2 separate regions of the Homo sapiens genome follow, and region 1 is linked to region 2. A link is an interaction called in ENCODE POLR2A ChIA-PET data of the cell type or tissue named here. Cell type or tissue: Panc1. All regions are shown on one strand. Links, peaks and the distances in the headings refer to the core of each region. The heading gives the core; the rest is flanking DNA.

Region 1 (4,399 bases), core at 178-4,177, 350 kb after region 2:
TCCAACCTTCCAACCTCAGGAAGAGGCGTGTGCTCTGAGTAACCCTCCCAGTTACTTCTCGCTTTGTTTCGGTTCGGTTTTGGTTTTTTGAGACAGAGTTTCGCTCTTGTTGCCCAGGCTGGAGTGCAATGGCGTGATCTCGGCTCCCTGCAACCTCTGCTGCCTCCTGGGTTCAATCGATTCTCCTGCCTCCGCCTCCCGAGTAGCTGGGATTACAGGCGTGCACCACCACGCCCGGCTCATGTCGTGTTTTTAGTGGAGACAGGGTTTCACCATGTTGGCTAGGCTGGTTTTGAGCCCCTGACCTCAGGTGTTCCACCCGCCTGGGCCTCTCAAAGTGCTAGGATTACAGGCGTGAGCCACCGTGCCCAGCCTCTCCCAGTTACTTCTTAAATACGGCAGCCCTGCATTTCAACCAAGTGTGCAGACAGACCTTGTTTGGGAGACCCGGGACCCGTGCCTACCTATTTCCCTTTATTGTCTCTTTTAGCTTCACTAAGAGCCTGGTGTTCTCACGGGCGAGTCTTGCTTGTGTTGCCAATTTGCTATTTCTAAGAGCAGGCAAATTTTGCCACAGGTTACTTTAGCAGCAGCAGGGCGAGAAAAGATCATTTCAGTATTCACAGCGGGTTTCCTTGCGCTCAGAATGTTTCTGCCTAGATGAGAAGCTGATATATACAATTTAAAATTCACAGGGCACAGGAGACTGAACTACTGCGAAGATATATTCTATTAAATATTTTTTCAATATCTAATAGCAAATACTTAAAATTCGGAACTACTATTTATGCAGCAGATAATTTCTTTAGCTCGACCATTTGATAAAAACATGGCCCTATCTCAGTCAGTCTAAGAATAATAGGAACCAACCTGTATTCCGACAAAATTAGGTTTATTGACCCAATGCAATGAAGGAGACTAAACACTAGAGGAAAAAAGGTTATTTTAGGTTTCTAGGAAGAGTGGAGCTTAGACGCAGGTCTGGTCTGCAAAGTGAACCCAGGGTGCTATTTCTTTGGAAACAATAAAGTTAAGATAAATGTGGACTGTTGCATCCCCAAGCCCCTTATCTGGGACTTCTCACCAGAAGTGGGAATTGAGGTTGCTTCTCTGCTTCAATTAAGCAACTAAGATCCTGCAGGCAAGAGTGAGATGTTTTATTCTTACTGATATAATTTTAAACAGCAAGCTCACTGATTGTCTTTGATATTAGAGAAGAAAGTTTCTCAGTGAATCTATAGTCACTCAAAGAAGGACGTTACCATGACACTTTACAACAGCAACGTCCCTGGGAGAAATGTCATTTCCTGTTCACTTTGCAGTTGGCTTATCTGTGTCTGCTGTTTCAGCCTGATGAATGTTGGGCAGATATTTACTTTCTCAGTCCAAGGCAAGTTTTATTTTCTTCATATTCAGAATGAAATATTTCATGGAGATTAAAAAACACTTGCAAGATACACGTGACTTTTATTTAAAATCTATCTAGAGTCCACAGAAAAAAACTGCTGATCTTCAAAACATAGACATTTCTGGGCTATGTGGTCGATAACCACCTGCTGCCTCTTTTCCTCTTCTCCAAAGTACCTGGCATAGGTTGCATTTTTTGCTATAAACATAACATACTTTTCAGTCTTACAAAATTTAAGCCCACAAAATATCTGGTAGGGCAACTAGAAAAGCTGTTTTCTCTGGGAATCTAAAAAGTTATTGAGAAAATAATAGAGTGGTCGGTTTAACTAGAAGTGAGGCATGCTTCCAAAGGCAGAAATTCCGAAATCCCTGTTGGGTTTGAGCAGCACCTGATCTACAGCTATCATTTTATCAGTGATGGTGGCCTCCTGGGAGCTTCTGCTGGGTTGAGTAACAGAGCCAGACTCTGCTGGGGTTTACCTGGAGTGTATGATGGCAACACTCTGAAATTCCATTAAAATGGAACAGGATCACTTCGCAGTCTCAATTTCATAGGTCATATTCTGCCGTGGGATATTCATAAGGATCACACATTGGCTGCAGATAGGGAAATACTGTCACTGAGGTGAATTCATTTCTTTTAGCACTTGCCTCAGACGAACTGCTTCCAAATAAAAGCTGGGAGGAATTAATACCATATGTATATGACAGCCTCAATTTGTTTCCCTGAAAAACGTTCTGCAGATATGCTTAAGAACCTCATTTAGGAAAGCACATGTAATAGAGAAAGATTACATTTTAAATATCCATTTTCCTGGACTGTTTGTGCTAGGTTTATAGAAGATGGGCATTTTCATTATAAGGCAGTTGTCAATGTAACTCCTTGTGTACTTATTTCATTTCCCCAGTGCTGTAGAATCTAGAGTTTTATGAATTTGTATTTTTAAAGGATCTTTATTTTCTCAACTCTATTGCAAAATTTTATATTAAAATTATCTTAATTTTATACAAATCCTTCTTTTAGCCACATATGCAATCTTTATATTTATTCATAGTCTGATATATCATTAATAATTAAACCTTTGAGCAAATTTTATTGTGAAAACATTTGCTCTATATAATCCTCGGAAGACTTATCCATTTTGGCCATAAAGAGCCTTAGATAATAAACTTTCTCTAGGGAATGGAACTGTAATTATTTTTCTGTGTTCAAACTCATTACTTTTTCCTTCCTACTATGTATATATTTTTGTAGGTAGGTATTTATTATGGCTTGTTATGTTTGAACAACTTAAACTTTTTGGTAGAAGCATGCTGACCTAGAAACAAGAGGAGGGAAAATGCCAATATGTTTTCCTTTGAATAATTCAATGTGAAAGGCAAAGAAAGCCAACTCAATCCTGAAGGTATTTTAGTCTTTCTTTTTTTAGACCTAGAACACAGGTGCAGATAATATTTTTTGAACACTTCAAAGTCTTCATAATTCCTTTAGGTTGTATTTTAGCTTGCTCAAAATGAAGCAACTTTTTCCTGCTAAATGAAAGCATTCTCTTTGGATTGTGAACAGTGTTGTTGATTAAAACCCCTGGGGTTGGAAATGCATCTCTGTGGAGTGTAAGTGCTCGGCTTGGTCTATTTTTAGCTCTGCTTTGTAGTTAGATGTCCAGGGTTAAAGTGGAAACTATGGAGAGTTACATGTGCTCAGGGCTTGGCTGACCTTAGTGAGTCTTAGGAACAATGACTAGTTTACTGTCAGTGCGCTTGCAGTACAGATCAGTTACCAATTGTGTTCTGAGCCACGAGCTATAAAGTAAATTCTGGATGGCTTACTCTAAATGCCTTTGTTCTTGGTCACAGTGGGAAAAATAAAGAAAATAATTTAGGAAAACAAACTCTTAAAATGACAGATTACTGTTTCATGCTAATAATAACAAAATATCATCAGGATTAAAGGAGCAGTATTACTTATGACCATGTTGCAACCATTAGGCAAGGGTTCTTAACCTCTGTCCATGAATGGTTTCAGTAGAGTCTTGGATGATCTGAAATTATATGCAAAATTATGCACAGATGAGAATTTTTCTGGAGAGAGGGACTGTAGTTTTCATCGGATTTTCAAGGAGCTCCGTGACTCAACAAAGGTCAGAACCATTGCTCTAGAAAGTCTAAAAATGAATAACAGAGAGTCTAGTGTATGACCTGAGGACCTCTTTCCTAATGCCAATGTTATAAGGACTTGGGATGAAATAAGGCAGATGTTTACAGAAAAGGTGGTATTATGGAAAGCAGGGACCTTCCATTCTTGCAAGTAAGCTGGATCATACATTAGGATGAAAATAATTTAAAAAGAATGTTTTCTTATTCTTCTAAGTAGAGTGAATAACTTACAAGAATGAATAGCTTACAAAAACCAGAGAACAGCACAGCAGGTTTCTTAGGTTGTGGGATGATTTAGAGTTGTTCCTCAACCTTCCATGGTGACAGTAGACATTTAGTTGTCTTATTCTAAACAGATTAAAATTCAGCCTATATGACGTAATTCAGCATTGCATTCTCTATACCACTGAGTCTTTACAACAACCCTGAGCAGTAGAAATTTTTATCTTCATTTTATAAATGAGAAAATTGGAAACCAAGGAGATTAAATGACTTTTCTTCATTACACTAGAAAGTAGCAGAGTAGTTATTTGAACCCTCGTCATACCCAGGTCCCCACCCTTTCCACGGGCACCCAATGCCAGTTACAGTCAGCAACTCCCCTTGATCATACACCACCGGGTTTTCCTTGAAGCATCAATATGTAGTTTTTGCATTGTGCTTCCTTTGATTTAGCCTTCTTCTAGAGAAGCTATTGAATACCAAAATAACCAAGATTTACAGCAGGGAACAGCAGATGGAAGGACACAAATTCTAACAAAGAAAACCCAAGGAGTGTCCATGAATGCCAAGCCTGGGACCTTACAGACACTTTAACCCACTATTTAGAATC
Region 2 (4,399 bases), core at 285-4,284:
GACTTTAAAAATCTTGAAAAAAGTGAGAGGGAAAGAACATCTTACCTATAGAGGAGCAAAGATAAGAACTAGGCCGGGTTCAGTGGCTCACATCTGTAATCCCTGAATTTTGGGAGGCTGAGGTGGGTGGATCACTTCAGCCCAGGAGTTCAAGACCAACCTGGGCAATATGGCAAAATCCCATCTCTACAAAAAATACAAAAAGTTATCTGGCTGTGGTGCATGCCTGTGGTCCCAGTTACTCAGTAGGCTGAGGTGGAAAGATTGCTTGAGCTTGGGAAGTGGAGGTTATAGCGAGCTGAGATCACACCACTGCATTCCAGCCTCAGCGACAGAGAGAGACCGTGTCTCAAAAATAAACAAACAGAACAAACAAACAAAAAAGATAAAAGATAAGAGTTATATCTGGCCAGGCACAGTGGCTCATTCCTGTAATCCCAACACTTTCGGAGACACAGCGAGACTTAGTCTCAAAAAAAAAAAAAATTAACCAGGCGTGGTGGCGCGTGTCTGTAATCCCAGCTACTTGGGAGGCTGAGGCAGGAAAATCACTTGAACCCAGGAGGTGGAAGCTGCAGTGAGCCGAGATCACGCCACTGCACTCCAGCCTGGGTGACAGAGTGAGACTCCATCTAAAAAAAAAAAAAAAAAAAAAAAAGGGAGAGAAGAGGGCTTCTGCAGGGAAATTCCCATTTTTAAAGCCATCAGATCTCATGAGACCCACTCGTTATCATGAGAACAGCATGGGAAAGACCCACCCCCATGATTCAATCACCTCCTGCCAGGTTCCTCCCACAACGGGTGGGAATTGTGGGAGTTACAATTCAAGATGAGATTTGAGTGGGGACACACAAAACCATATCAGTTGCCCAGGATGGACTTGAACTCCTGGCCCTAAGCAATCCTTCCACCACAGCCACTTGGGTAACTGTGGCCACACAGATATAATTATTATTATTATTATTTTTTGAGACGGAGTTTTTGCTCTTGTTGCCCAGGCTGGAGTGCAATGGCATGATTTCGGCTCACTACAACCTCTGCCTCCTGGGTTCAAGCAATTCTCCTGCCTCAGTCTCCTGAGTAGCTGGGATTACAGGTGCCCGCCACCACGCCTTGCTAATTTTTATATTTTTAGTAGAGACAGGGTTTCACCATGTTGGCCAGGCTGGTCTCAAACTCCTGACCTTATGATCTTCCCGCCTCGGCCTCCCAAAGTGCTGGGATTACAGACGTGAGCCACAGTGCCCGGTTACCCTCTTCTCCTGTCTGCCACCATGTGACATGTGCTTTTCACCTTATGCCATGATTGTGGGGCCTCCCCAGCCACATGGAACTGTAAGTCCCATAAACCTCTTTCTTTTGTAAATTGCGCAGTATCAGGTATGTCTTTATCAGCAGCGTTAAAACGGACTAATAGCAACATAGCGAGGCTTAGTCACTATAAAAACACTCAAAAACGAAAAAAATTGAAAGAAGTATATCCAACTTCTCGGAAACCATGCAAGAACAGAGTGAAATATTTAAAGTATTAGGAGAATAAAAAACCAAAAACACCCATCTAGAATTTTGTACCCTGTGAAATTATCCGTAAAAGTGAAAGAAAAATAAAGACTATTTCAGATAAACAAAAATTGAGGGAATTTGTTGCCAGCAGACCTTCAAGAAATGTTAAGAAGTTCTTCTGAGAGAAGGAAAATGACATAGGTCAGAAACTAAAATAAAAACTTTCATTTTTCTGTTTTTTTTTTTTTTTTTTTTTTTGGAGATGGAGTCTTGCTCTGTCGCCCAGGAAGGAGTATAGTGGCAGGATCTTGGCTCACTGCAACCTCCACCTCCCAGGTTCAAGCGATACTCCTGCCTCAGCCTCCTGAGTAGTTAGGATTACAGGCACCTGCCACATCTGGCTATTTTTTGTTTGTTTTTTTTTTTTTGTTTTTTTTTTTTAGTAGAGACGGTGTTTCACCATGTTGAACAGGCTGGTCTCAAACTCCTAATCTCTGGTGATCCGCCCACCTCAGCCTCCCAAAGTGCTGAAATTATAGGCGTGGGACAGTGTGCCCAGCTCATTTTTCTCATTCGTAATTGATCTAACAGATAAGTTTGTTCAAAATAGCAATTGCAAAAATGTATTTAAATACATGTACATTTATTTATTTATGTATAAGTGAAATGAATGGCAGCAATGATACAAGGAATAAGTGGTAGGAATTGGAAATATTTAATTATTACAAAGTACTTGCAAAACCTGTGAAGTGTCACAGTGTTATATGAAAGTGGATTGGATTCGTGGTAAATACATAATGCAAACTCTAGGGTAACCACTACAAAGAGGTAAAAGAGAAGTAAAATTAGTATGCTAAGAAAGAAAAGAAAATTCAATCACATAAATGCTCAATGGAAAATTATTAACAGCAGAAAAAATGTGAAATACAAAAATAAGAAGAAAGAGCAAAGGCAAAAAAATAGAAAGTAGTAACAAATATGGTAGATGTTAATCCGACTAGATAAATAATCAGCTTAACCCTTTTCCCATTTAGAAAAAAATGTGCAGCTTGCTGCCAGTGCTCATTTAATTTTACATAAACATGCTTTTTTTTTTTTTTTTTTTGAGACTGAGTCTTGCTCTGTCACCCAGGCTGGAGTGCAGTGGCACAATATTGGCTCACCACAACCTCTGCCTCCCGGGTTCAAGAAATTCTCCTGCATCAGCCTCCCGAGTGGCTGGGATTACAGGCCCACGCCACCACACCTGGCTAATTTTTTTTTTTTTTTTTTTTTTGAGACGGAGTCTCGCTCTGTCACCCAGGCTGGAGTGCAGTGGCGCGATCTCAGCTCACTGCAACCTCCGCCTCCCAGGTTCAAGTGATTCTCCTGCCTCAGCCTACCGAGTAGCTGGGATTACAGGCACACACCACCACACCCAGCTAATTTTTGTAATTTTAGTAGAGACGGGGTTTCACTGTGCTGGCCAGGATGGTCTTGATCTCCTGACCTCGTGATCCGGTCATCTCACCCTCCCAAAGTGCTGGGATTACAGGCGTGAGCCACTGCGCCTGGCCCATTTTTCTCATTCTTAACTGATCTAACAGATAAGTTTGTTCAAAATACTAATAGCAAAAATGTATTTAAATATATGTACATTTACTTACTCATGTATAAATGAAATGAATGGCAGCAATGATACAAGGAACAAGTGGTAGGAATTGGAAATTATTAATTATTACAAAGTACTCGCAAAACCTGTGAAGTGTCATAGTGTTATATGAAAGTGGATTGGGGCCTGGAGCAGTGGCTCATGCCTGTAATCCCAGCACTTTGGGAGGCCGAGGCAGGTGGATCACGAGGTCAGGAGTTCAAGACCAGCCTAGACAATATGGTGAAACCCCGTATCTATTAAAAATACAAAAATTAGCTGGGCACGGTGGCACTTGCCTATAGTCCCAGCTACTCGGGAGGCTGAGGGAGAAGAATCACTTGAACCCAGGAGGCAGAGGTTGCAGTGAGCTGAGATCGTGCCACTGCACCCCAGCCTGGGCGACAGAACGAGACTCCGCAAAAAAAAAAAAAAAAAAAGTGGATTGGATTCGTGGTAAATGCATAATGCAAACTCTAGGGCTCTAGGGTAACCACTAAAAAGAGGTAAAAGAAAAATAAAATTAGTATGCTAAGAAAGGAGAGAAAATTCAATCATATAAATGCTCAATAGAAAACTATTAAAAGCAGAAAAAATGTGAAAGACAAAAATAAGAAGAAAGAACAAAGGTGAAAAAATAGAAAATAATAACAAATATGGTAGATGTTAATCCAACTAGATAATCAGTTTAACCCTTTTCCCATTTAGAAAAAATGTGCAGCTGGCTGTCAGCGCTCATTTAATTTTACATAAACACACTCCTTGAGGCCGAAGCAAATATGACTGATTTTCAATGTGAAAATAAAATGTAAAAACTGTTCTTCGAGTTATTTCTAAACAGAACTAACATCAGAATCATCTGAATCATCAGAATCATCTATTTCAGAAAAATTGGATTCATCAAATGAATCTCGGCCACAACTCTTTGAGGACAATGTTAACATCACGTGTAGGAATGCTACGTTTTCTAGGATTTGCCATTTTCAGCAATGGAGAATTACTATATTTTCTAAATGGAAATACCACTGCTAAGACCAGAATGCTATAAATAGGATGATGTCTTTGTTTCCAAAGTCAATATACTAGAGCAATGTGAAAATAATAATAAAACAAAATATTTTGTGGCAAAGTTATCTTGGGTTAAAGGCTGTAGCTGCAGGTGCCACCAGCAAGTATTCTCAGGGCAAATAGGAACAGGGTTAAACATTAGTATTTTACATATATCATTAAAAGACAGAGATTGTCAGAGTGGATAAGAAAACAAGA

The links. Peaks named below come from ENCODE experiments on the same cell type or tissue, not always from the same donor. Only the 100,000 strongest peaks of a DNase experiment are listed, where the experiment ranks them.
Region 1: POLR2A ChIA-PET joins it to region 2 with 14 read pairs; 1 of 35 experiments calls an interaction of 5 or more read pairs at or near these places.

The regions. Positions count from the first base shown.
Region 1 is chr18:3,210,517-3,214,915 of GRCh38, reverse strand. The region is part of intron 2 of MYOM1 (myomesin 1); the gene reads left to right. Among named protein-coding and RNA genes, the nearest start is that of MYOM1, 7.3 kb to the left of the region's middle. In Panc1, for the core only: no CTCF peak of the experiment used is centred there; no DNase peak of the experiment used is centred there; H3K4me3 peaks cover 502 bases; H3K27ac peaks cover 607 bases.
Region 2 is chr18:3,558,799-3,563,197 of GRCh38, reverse strand. The region is part of intron 9 of DLGAP1 (DLG associated protein 1); the gene reads left to right. Among named protein-coding and RNA genes, the nearest start is that of DLGAP1-AS1, 33 kb to the left of the region's middle. In Panc1, for the core only: no CTCF peak of the experiment used is centred there; no DNase peak of the experiment used is centred there; H3K27ac peaks cover 871 bases.